2 separate regions of the Mus musculus genome follow, and region 2 is linked to region 1. A link is a contact called in ENCODE Hi-C or POLR2A ChIA-PET data. All regions are on one chromosome and are shown on one strand. Each heading gives the region's core, a stretch centred on a gene start or an enhancer-like site at or near the end of the contact. The rest is flanking DNA. Distances are from core to core; before and after follow the strand shown.

The links. Hi-C counts contacts between places; a loop is a spot of excess contacts on that map. ChIA-PET counts read pairs that join two places held with the same protein, here RNA polymerase II (POLR2A).
Region 2: a map of heart shows a loop between it and region 1 (4-fold over the local background). The contact joins the promoter of Slc35e3 here to the promoter of Mdm2 in region 1. A Hi-C loop is called at or near these places in 6 of 37 maps with a recorded cell type or tissue (T-helper 1 cell, heart and left cerebral cortex). POLR2A ChIA-PET finds 5 or more read pairs at or near these places in 4 of 5 experiments (Patski and embryonic stem cell).

The regions. Positions count from the first base shown.
Region 1 is chr10:117,707,193-117,713,126 of GRCm38, reverse strand. It overlaps Mdm2 (transformed mouse 3T3 cell double minute 2), which reads left to right and starts at 2,369. Exons shown (of 12, transcript NM_010786.4): 1 at 2,369-2,575; 2 at 3,099-3,181; 3 at 3,343-3,427. The coding sequence starts at 3,347.
Region 2 is chr10:117,743,613-117,749,628 of GRCm38, reverse strand. Slc35e3 (solute carrier family 35, member E3) reads left to right here and starts at 3,271. Exons shown (of 5, transcript NM_029875.2): 1 at 3,271-3,844; 2 at 4,634-4,744. The coding sequence starts at 3,443.

The DNA.
Region 1 (5,934 bases), core at 1,120-3,619:
AAATCTAGCTGTATTTGGTTTGATAAAGGCATGATTTAAAAGCCACACGGAAGTCGGGTGGTGGTGCCGCACGCCTTTAATCCCAGCATTTGGGAGGCAGAGGCAGGCAGATTTCTGAGTTCGACCAGCTTGGAAAAAAAAAAAAAAGCCACACGGAGTTCCTGAGGCTAATAATGTAATAATGCTGGGGAGTTATTTTCATCAGGATCTCGTTATCTTGGCTGGCCTCAATCTCACTGTAGCTAAGGATGACTTTGAACTTGTTTTTTTTTTTTTTTTTTTTTTTTTTGGTTTTTTCGAGACAGGGTTTCTCTGTATAGCCCTGGCTGTCCTGGAACTCACTCTGTAGACCAGGCTGGCCTCGAACTCAGAAATCCACCTGCCTCTGCCTCCCGAGTGCTGGGATTAAAGGCGTGCGGCATCACGCCCGGTTTTGAACTTCTGACCCTCCTGTCTTCACCTCCAAAGTGCTGGGATTACACAAGTGCAGCATCATTCCCACAGGTGCTGGGGAGGGAACCCAGGGCTTTAAGCTAAGAGTGCATGCCTGCTTGCCTTTTGCCCTGTCCTCCCATCCCCCCATCCTGCTCATGCCCCAATCCCATGAAACTGCACACAAGCCCAATTGGGCTACTTCATCTCCCAAGGCTTGGGTTCTGTGAGACAGGTTCTCTGTGTGCAGCCCTGGCTGATCTGCAGCTCACTGTGTGGACTCGTGGACACACTATCTTGAACTCACTTGTCTCTTCGTCTCTACTGCAGGGGTCAAAGGTCTATGCCACCATGCCTGGCTGAAGGTTATTAAATTTAAAATGAATATTCACTCCATTCCTAAGGGGAGAAAGGTTTCTGAAAAGTCCTTAATCACGAACTGTTGGGGAAATGAAGGCTGTCAGTAAGAAGTGGCAAGCCCCAAAGAACGAAATTACCTTTCTCCTTTAGGTAGGTTATCAATGTTACTCAAATTAGCTTTAAATTGCTCAACTCAAGCTATCCTCCTGCCTCAGCTTCCTGATTATCTTTGACTGTGCAAATGTGCCACCACCCCTGGTTTTAAGTCCTTTAAGATCTGGGGCTTTTGCTTTGGGGACCGAGGACTGAACAATGCAGGACCTTCTCGGTGCCACACACCCTCCGTTCTTAGATGTACCTTAAAAGGTGGACCCAGACGGCTGTTGCTCTGTACCTGGGATTACACGCACACCATTATATCTGGCCTTATCAATGCTTTTCTTTGACCTGCGTCCACACTGCCTAAAGCAGCGTCCAGGCCAAACTCCTATACCTTATAATGCTATCTTGGGCCCTCAAGATGACTAACAATTAGAAAGTTTGTAAACACTGGAGTGTATGTGTTGAAAAGGCCAGGCTGATTTCATGACAAGTTTCAAACTGGCAGTTAAGGGGACTAGGCCTAAATCTCTGTTTCCAAGAACTGGGCAATTCCGGGCAAGTCCGGGCCTCAGAAGCTGCCCCGCCTGAGGCAAGGACAATGGGTCAGCAGCAGTTTCCAGACTTTCTCAGCCAAAAGTTTCCAGCCCTCTCACCCCGGGAATGGAATGTCCCTAAAGATGGACCCAATAGATTAACATAGAGGTCACCTATCCCAGAATTCGCTAATATGCTTTATGTCAGGTCTGCAAACTCACTTGGGTGTCTCTATCTTAGTAATGGGGAGAGGAGACACCAGAATGCTGACTTCTGCAGATTAAAACATTCTTTGCGTTTACATACTATGAGCCCAAGGTGTCATGGACCCTAACAGTCTTTGAATTTTTTTTTTTAATTTTAACTTTAATTATGTGTATGTCTGTGCACACAGGTGCGGTTGCTCATGGAGACCAGAAGAGTGTGTTGAGTACCCTGCAATGACAGAATTTGTGTGGCGTGAGTGACTGAAAACCTAAAAAGGAGCTGTATGCACTCTTGACCATGGAGCTATTCATTTTTTATTCATTATTATTTATTCACTTTCCACCCCGCTCTCCGTTCCCTTCTGGGACACCCCCTTCTCACAATTTCCTCCCCGTCCCACTCCACCCTCTCTCACCTTGCCTATTTTTAAAGTCTTAAAAAAAAATCACTCATTTGTATACAACTTCAGCTGCTGGCGGGATGGATTTAAAAATACTACCCAGCTGTTAGTCTTGCTTTTCTTTTGGTAGCAGCAGCAGTCGGATAGGAACTTGCCTAGCGACCATTGCGGTTTCGAGCGGTAAACACAACCGCGCGGCCCCTCCCCACCTCCTGCGCGCTCCGGCACCGGGCGGCCGCTAAGCCCCGCCCCCCGCCTCCTATTGGTCCAGGAGGCGGCGTCGGGCGTGCGCGCGCGCACGCCCCGATGCCCGGATGGCCCGTGGCTTCCGGCGTTCTCTCCGCGGACGGTAGGGGGCGCTCGTCACAGAACTCTGCTTTGTTAACGGGGCCTCCGGGGCCAGCGTAGCCTAGGAGCGGCCGGTGAGGAGCCGCCGCCTTCTCGTCGCTCGAGCTCTGGAGCGACCATGGTCGCTCAGGCCCCGGCCGCGGGGCCTCCGCGCTCCCCGTGAAGGGTCGGAAGATGCGCGGGAAGTAGCAGGTACCCGCTCCGTGGGCGGCGGAGAGTCCCGATCATTCCCTCTTTTCCGCGCCCTCCGGGGCCTACTCGTAACCCGGGCCGGCTCGTGGGGTCGCGGGGCACGAGGCTGGGCGACCGTTTGCCCGCGCTGGGCCCTGATGTCATTCTGCGGCCGGGGGTGTGCGTGTGGGTGGGAGTGGGGGGTGGGGTGGGAGATGGCGCGGTTAGCACGGCGCATGCGCGGGAGGGGACGGAGGGAGGGGGAGGAGGGAAGAGCGGGGGTCTCCCAGCAGGCCCCGCGCGCGGGGGGCCCGCTCCGGGGTCGCGCTGGGCTCGTTGCTGGGGTCCAGGAGGTGACAGGTGCCTGGTCCCGGACTCGCCGGGATGCGGCTTCCGGGACGGGTGGGACTGGGCTGGGCCGAGTTGACTCAGCTCTTCCTGTGGGGCTGGTCAAGTTGGGACACGTCCGGCGTCGGCTGTCGGAGGAGCTAAGTCCTGACATGTCTCCAGCTGGGGTTATTTAAACGCTGCCCCGTTTCCGCAGCCGTCTGCTGGGCGAGCGGGAGACCGACCGGACACCCCTGGGGGACCCTCTCGGATCACCGCGCTTCTCCTGCGGGCCTCCAGGTAAGGGACAGCTCGCCGACGTCGTTTTGCATTTGAGAGCTATTGCCGAAAGACGTTTTCTGTCTCCTTCGTAAATGCATGTATCTATTTGTCCCTTTTCGTAGATGTTTTATAATTTCAAGTTTTTATCGTGTGTGTTGTTGTTTTTTTTCTACTTGTAGGCCAATGTGCAATACCAACATGTCTGTGTCTACCGAGGGTGCTGCAAGCACCTCACAGATTCCAGCTTCGGAACAAGAGACTCTGGTTGGTATTTCTGCCTCGAGTGTGTAAATATAGCTTGTTTTACCAGGTAATCGAGGAAACAAAATTGAAACCTGGATTATCGCACAGTCGTTTTAAGTATTTACCTACAAACTCTTAACTTTCTCGATTGCAATTGCATTAGAGAGTGGTCACTGCGACCTATATTTCCACAGCCCTTCCCCTGACGCAGGCTTTAGAAGTGCACAGTGTGTGGGTGCTGCTGGTTGTGACATGATGTTCTATCACTGTTCTAAATGGTAAACCGAAAGTCATAGAAGCATCCGTGCTTTTTGTGAGGATTTTAGTTATGAGAGGAATGCATAAAATATATAAAGTTCCAGTCTTTGCTCTGTATCTCTTTAAGTTTTCTACTTTATATTAGCATATAAAGGTGTTCTACAGCTTGTCAGTAAGTTACAAAATTACTTTTAATAGCTGCATAGGATTTGATAATGCGATTGAACCTCAGCCTTTAGAATGTGTGTGTATGCAAGTACTGTACTACTGAGCTGAGCGACAGTCTCAGGCTCACGACTACTGGGGGATGTAAAAGTTGCCCATGTGTTTGAGTAAAGTAAGGGTGAGGAAGATAGGGAACTAGAATCCTACGTCCTGGTAACCACATTTGATTGCAGACTGCTCACTCTGCTCAGCAGAGGTCATGGCCGTCTTCGATCCTGCCAGCACGAATATTGCCAGCCCTCGTTTTCCCTTTCTGATGTAATTTCATACATATTTGTGGAGAATACATGTATGCAAGTTAAGTCAGTTCCTACGGTTACTGCTCTGTGGAGTAAAATGTATTGTTTCAGTGGGCATGTCCCAGATCTCCAGTTAAACAGCCTGTTTGTTCTGGGTTTGCCAATGTCTCTCTCTATTTACTCTCGCTCTTCCTTTCCTCCCCCATTTTTTTTTTTTGCATATTTTAGTAGCTTGCATAATTTTCAAGTATAGTTAACCTAAGAAATTTTTTTTTACAAGGACTATAATCTGATGTCTGCCCCATTGAAGGTATCAAATTTGTTTATTTTGATAATTTTTGAATTTTCTTGTAATGCTTTGGAGGAATTCTTCCATTTCAAGATTATGCACATATTTAAAGTATTTTCATATAGCATTTTAAAAACCTTTTCCGGGTAGATCTTTATTCAGAACTCTCTTTGTTAAGTGTGAGATTACAGTGTTGTGTTTTTATAGTAGTTTTTAAAATTAACTTTATCTTGTAAGCTTTGATAAGAAACTGGCTTTCCATTGTAGAGTTTTGATTTGAGTTAATTTAATATGCAAAAATGTAGAACTTCTTGCTTTGGCAGTACGTATGTTAAAATTGATACACTAAGGAGAAGGCTAGCATGACTTCTATATGAGTTACATAAGAAAATTAAGCATTAGTAAGTCTTTTTCAGCTGGGCGTGGTGGCGCATGCCTTTAATCCCAGCACTTGGGAGGCAGAGGCAGGCAGATCTCTGAGTTCGAGGCCAGCCTGGTCTACAAAGTGAGTTCCAGGACAGCCAAGGCTACACAGAGAAACCCTGTCTAGAAAAAACAAAGAAACAAAAAGTCTTTTTCAAATCTTGTAAGAGTGAATTACTTAATCTGAAAATAAGGTCTTAATACCCTTTTTTAAAAAACTGATTTCTATAGGCTGGAGAGATGGCTCAGAGGTTAAGAGCACTGACTGCTCTTCCAGAGGTTCTGAGTTCAACTCCCAGCAACTACATGGTGGCTCACAACTGTCTGATGCCCTCCCTCTTCTGGTGTGCAGGTGTACACGCAGACAGAGCACTCATACACAGAATACATAAATAACAGAGTCTTTAAAACTTTTTTCTTTATTTTTGAAATTATACCATTTCTCCTTTCCTTTTCCTTCTTCCAAAGCCTCCAGTATACCCCTTCTCTCTTTCATGACTTTTTTCATTAATTGTTACATGCCCAGTACATGCTACGTTCCCAGATACAGCCTGCTCAGTCTGAATAATGCCATTTGTGTATGTATGTTTTCAGGGCTGACCTTTTGGTATTGGATAACCAGTTTGTGTGCTCTTCTGGAATAAATAACTGAAAAGTGCATTTTAAAATTGTGCTAAAAGTAGTCTTTAAAAAAAGAAAAAGAAAAGAGTGGTGCTGGAGAGAGGGCTCAGCAGTTAAGTGCATTTGCTGTTGTTACAGAGGACCCAGGTTGGATCCCCAGAATGGATAAGGTGGCTCAGCCCTCTTGTAACTCTAGTTGCAGAGGATCTGATGGCCTCTTTTGGCCTCCAAGGACACTGTTTGCACACGGTGCACTTAAATACATCAGGTGAAATACCAGTATACATAAAATAATAATAAAAGTCTTCAAATTACCAAAAAAATCCACAGAAGTGGTGGTCTGTGTGGTTATCTCAAACTAAAACAGCTGAGTTTGCAGATACAGAGAGCATAGTCATGTTACATGCCTTCCTTCCCAGTTTCTAAACACTCTCTCAGCTTAGTCAGCTCAGTGTACTTACTGTCCTTGAAGC
Region 2 (6,016 bases), core at 2,022-4,521, 36 kb before region 1:
GGAGGAATGTCGCTATCTGTTTTATGATTAGCATACCTTGGAGCACTGAGTGTACTACTCTTTCAGTTCAAAGTCATAAAAATCTGCATTTTATGTTGAAATAGTTTAGCTTTAACATTAAAGTCTACACAAATGAAGTAATGTGGTAAAACAAGAACAGTCTAACGGACGGAGGATTAATTTTAATACTAATCTTTACGTCCCATTATATTTCTTTTTTTTTCCCCCAAGGTGAAAGCGTTACATAGTGTTCAAAAAACTAGCGGAACTGAGTATGCATGTACGTAATAAAGGAACTCTGGTTCTGATTTTATCCCAGACAAGCCACTAGGGATGGATGGTATGCCTGCATGTCAGATCGAATACTGTCAGGTGCCTGTAACCCCAGCACTCAGAAAGCTGAGCAGGAGGACTGCAGTCAGGTGAAGGTATTTACCTAAAGTGTCAAAGCGGGAGGAGCTGAGAGAAAAATCTAATTTGTTATCTCAGCCCAAGTCCATAACCTTAAACACAGACTCAACTAAGGAGGGTAAACTTTCCTCTCTCTTCTTCAATCCCTCTCTCTCCCTCTCTTTTTCTCCCCCCTCTCCCTTCCCTCTTTGAGGCAGGGTCTCACCATGCAGCCCTGGCCGTCCTGGAACTCATGGAACTCTTTTGAACTGGCAGAGATCCACAGGCCTCTGCCCTCCCACTCCTGGGACTGGGACTGAAACTGTACTCCATCACACCTAGCCAGAACACTTCCCAGGCTCTTACTGAGGGAGCAGGGAAGGGTAATCCACACACGTGTAGGGGAGGGTGACAATGGGACTATTTCTAGCAAACAGTAAGAGCTGGTGAGCTTTGAAAACAGGGAAGCCGAAAATGGTGGGGCACTCCTTTAATCCCAGCACTTGGAAGGCAGAGGCAGGCGGATTTCTTAGTTCCGGGCCAGTCTGGTCTACAGAGTGAGTTCCAGGACAGCGTGGGCCACACAGAGAAACCCTGTCTCGGAAAAAAAAAAAAAAGAAAGAAAAAGAAAACAGGGACTGTCCTTGGTAAGGCTAAGCAAGCGGTGCCCTAGGGTTTCTCCTGCTGTAGAAACTTGGGGAGCAAAGGGCTTATTTTACCTTGCACTTTTAGTTAATATTCCATCAGTGAGGGGCGGGAGGGCAGGCACTGAAGCAGAGGCCCTCTAGTAACTGCTTCCTGGCAGCTTGCTTCCTAGGGTTTGGTCAGCCTGCTTGATCTAACCCAGAACCACCTACAGAAAGATGGCACTTTCCAGTAAGCTGAGCCTCCCACATGGAGTAACATTTGAAAAAAATGTCCCACGGGCTCATCTTCTGGCTGACTTGCTGGCAGCAGTTTCTTAATTGAGCGTCTCTCTTCCCAAATTGACTCTAGCTTGTGTCAAGTTGACAAAAAAACAAAACAAAACAAAACAAAACAAAACAACCAGCACAACAAGCAGCAGAGAGAAAATGGAAAAGCTAATGTTTATAATAAATTCAAGTAACTATAGATGAAATGGACGAATAGTTGAACGTGTGCTGGTCTTATGGCAACACAAACTAAAGTAATCTGAAAGGGGGAGCCTCAACTGAAAACATGTCTCCACAGGATCCAGCTGTAAGTCATTTCCTTTAATTAGTGATTTGGGGGAGGGGCCAGCCCATTGTGGGTGGAGCCATCCCTGAGATGATGGGTGGGGGGTGAGGCGGAGCAAGCCCTAAGCTGCACCCCTCCCTGGCCTCCATCAGCTCCTGCCTCCAGGTTTCTGCCCTGTATGAATGAGTTCCAGTCCTAACTCCCTTTGGTGATAAACAGCTACGTGTAAGCCAAACAAACCCTTTCCTCCCCAACTAAGACAAGACATCTAAGTAAACGGGCAATTCTCTAAAAAAAATGCGGTACGAAAGAGGAACGTAGCTGATATGACGGCATCTGGTAAAGGTGCTTGCTTCCCAAACCCTACAGCATGAATTCAGTCCATCTGGTGGACGGAGAGAACTGACTCCGAGTTATCCTCTGACCGTCACACAGGCACCCATACACACACACACACACACACACACACACACACACACACACACACACACACACACGTAATTAACTGTGGAAAATTCATCAAAGAGTCTCTTGTGCCTCTGATGCAAAGACCTTCTTTTCAGTGCCAATTAGAAAAAAACGGTATCCTGGAGAAAACGGGCAGAGACATAAGCAAACAGATCATAAAAACCTATGAAATAGTGTCCAAAACTTAAAACTACACATTAGTTGCAAGGCATGTGACACTTCAATGGGTGGAAGCAGGGAGATCCGTTCTGTGTCATCCTTAGCTCTGTAGAGACTTCCAAGTCTGCTCTATTTAATCCCTGTAACATTGTAAAAGTGGGGGGTCCACGTTTTCAATCAGTGTGGACAGACTTTGAGTTGGTATTTGACGTTTGCAGATGAGAAATACCACTCTCATATTGTAACAGTGTGAATAAAAGTGAATATTGAGATCGAGTCTAGCCTGAATGAGTTCTCGGCCTCGAAAAACAAAACCAAAAATATATAATTTTTCACTTCCTCTCCAGCTCTGTAACTTTGAAACTGGACTGCATGCTTGCTACTATAATATGCCTCTTAGAAGTGCAATTAATATCTTGGGCATACAGGTAAATGTACTTGCTTCTTAGGTTTTACTAAAAAAAAAAAAAAACTTCGTGGGTAAAAAATTCTGTGGTTTAAAGTTTTTCGAGGCAAATACGCCAAAATATGTTTAAATCTACAGTAGACGACAGTTAGTTGTCCATCCACTCTTACCTGTTTAGACGGTTATTTTTGGTTTTTCGAGACAGGGTTTCTCTGTATAGCCCTGGCTGTCCTGGAACTCACTCTGTAGACCAGGCTGGCCTCGAACTCAGAAATCCGCCTGCCTCTGCCTCCTGAGTGCTGGAATTAAAGGCGTGCGCCACCACCGCCCGGCCTGTTTAGACTTTTAAAGATATTTTAAAATATGCTTTCAGTAAGTAATGCTCTGCCCCCCTTCAGAGGATTAAAACAGCTCAGCAACGTGGAGAGTAAAACTGGCGGGGAATCTGCGCCTCCCAGTAAGTCGGGGAATCGGCCACAGAAACTAATCTTCCCTGGGAGCCAAGGGCTTCCCTCCAGCCGAGTTAAGCAACCCAGCGGAGCGCCGAGCGCGCCTGCGCGGCGGAATCACGTGGCTGCGCGGGGGCGGGGCTGGGAGGAGCCGTGGCGGACCCGCTCGGAGGGCGGCGGCCTATTACCTCGCGGCGCAGCGACCGGGACCCGGCTGGCGCATGCCTGTCTCCGGCCGGACCGTGGAGCGGGCGGCTGCGGGCGCGCGGCGGCGGAGAGCCGGGACAGCGGGAGAGCGTCCGAGCGCCCCGCGGGGAGGCTGGACAGCCCGGGCTCGGCCGAGGACGCTGCTCCGCAGCCGGCGGGCATCATGGCATCGCTGGCGGACCGGGTCCGGGGCAACGGGCGCATCGCCGCCGGGCTCCTGTTCAACCTGCTGGTGTCCATCTGCATCGTGTTCCTCAACAAATGGATCTATGTACACCACGGCTTCCCCAACATGAGCCTGACCCTGGTGCACTTCGTGGTCACCTGGCTGGGCTTGTACATCTGCCAGAAACTGAACATCTTTGCCCCCAAAAGTCTGCCGCTCTCCAAGCTCCTCCTCCTGGCCCTCAGCTTCTGTGGCTTTGTGGTCTTCACCAACCTTTCTCTGCAGAACAACACCATAGGCACCTATCAGCTGGCCAAGGCCATGACCACGCCGGTGATCATAGCCATCCAAACCTTCTGGTACCAGAAGAGATTCTCCGTCAGAATACAGCTCACGCTGGTGAGTAGCTGCCGCTGCCGCTGCGCGAGCCTGTCCCTGCCCAGCTACCTGGCTGCCTTTCTCCCCGGGAAAACTGAATACACCTTGCTTATAGCCTGGCACGACGGAAGCCCATTCCCATAATCTTTACTCCACACACGAGCCAGGCCCTTATAAGAAGCTTGTTTGGGGAGGGGTGGAAAAGGCCATCTCGACACTCCGCTGCTATTTAGTAAATGGGTGTGTTCCTGATAGAAATCTTTAACTGCTGGGATTGATGAGGGAGAGAGCTGCCTTAATGGAACAGTTCAGTGTGTCAGGATATCTGCGAAAGCTCAACCTGGAAAGAAAAGAATATCCCCAGGAAATCGAACCAGAAGTGATAAACATGAAATGGTTTAGCATAAAATACCTCGGAATACACCTTCAGTGGCACACTGCTGGGGTGCCTTGTGTTTACATAAAAGGAGATTCGTTAAAATAACATTAGCACTTAGTGGTTTTTTCGTTTTTCCAGTCATAATGCTTTCCTCCTTCCTTGTTTATGCTTATGTGTTAAGTACTGGTTTGGGGGATTATTTTATTCCCTGTAAATGTGTGTCCTGTTTCCTTACAAAGCACAACGCACGGATTCATATTTTCTTCCAGATGTAGAGTTGTATGTGAATCTCTGTAGAGAAGGATTGGCAGTTTTCCCCAAAGAAAACTTACAGTGCTCCCCCACCCCAGCCCCACTGTTATGTTTCCTTAGTGTTGTAAGACATCATTCTTGAATTTAATCTCACAGCATTTGCCTCTTTGTCTTTGCAGATTCCTATTACTGTAGGTGTAATCCTAAATTCTTATTACGATGTGAAGTTTCATTCGCTTGGAATGGTGTTTGCCGCCCTTGGTGTGGTAGTCACGTCCCTTTATCAAGTGGTTGGTAACTTTTTTTTTTCTTTTTGTGCCTTTTTAGTAGACTTTGTAAATTTTGAAGCTGTAACCCAAGGTTTAGAGACTACAAGTATAGAGACAACAGACATGAGAAGAAAGCGTAACTGAGGAGGTGACGAGAGCAGAGGAGACAGCAGCTCAGGTGTGCGATGCCCACCAAGTGTCCAATTGTAAGCGCACGGTACCCCTGCTTAAGCGCAGCTGGGGACAAACTTCTTGGAAGTCTTCACAAAATGAGCAGTAAGGTTTTGCTTCCTAAGTTCATCGGTCGCATGTGTCATTTACTCTTTGATTATAAAGTCACTTGGGTGAAACACACACACTTCCAAACTTTTGAACATGAAAAAAATTCAGATGTGCATATTTTAAACTCAGAAGAAGTGTTGGTGTTACGACTTGCTCATGGGCCTCTGATAACTTGTCTGTGTCCGTAGAGAGTTTTCTAGGCTTTTAGCTTCCTGTGCAAGCAGGAGGCCTTGCCTGTAGCCAATAATCAGTTAATTTTTTTTCCATGGAGTCATTTCACTGCTGTAAGTTGCCAACAAGCTGGCTTTTGTGTCCTGTGTAGTGGGGAGAGGTCTAGCAGGGTATGGGGCAGTGAAACAGTCTCCTCTCTATGCTGGAAACCTTGGTCTGGAAATGCTGGGTGTGCCTGCGGGGAAATCAGAGCCAACCTGTAACCAGTGTTACCTCTGCCACACAAACATCGGCTGGCAGTAAAGAAAGACATTCTAGTTAAGAATGTTAGCTCAGAGCTGCACCCTAACACTTTACTGTTTGCTGCTGGGGTTGTCCCAGAAACATTGTTACTATATTTTGGGGGGAGGGGTGGAGGGCTGAGGATTGGGCCTACAGCCCGTTAGCCTTCTAAGCAAGCACTGTATACTGAGCTAAAACTCGCCTAGCCAGCTAACAACTTCAACAACACCCACAGCTTCTGAGCCTTCTTCTATGGCTGTTGTCGTCCTGATGTTGAATTCATGACCTCGCACACACTAGCCAAGTAGCCACCACTCAGCTGCAGCCCCAGCTCCCTCTACCGTTTATGTTTTACACTTTCTTATTTTGTTTGTATGCACATGTACATGTGTGTGCATGCACATTCGGGTCCCTGTGTGCACATAGAAGTCAGAGGGCAACTTTCAGGGACAGAGTCTGTTCTCCTAACACCTGGGTTTCTGCGCCCCACCTTTGGTGGTGTGAGGTTTGGCAGCAGAGACCTTTCCCCGCTCAGCTGTCATTGATCCCCTTTGTACT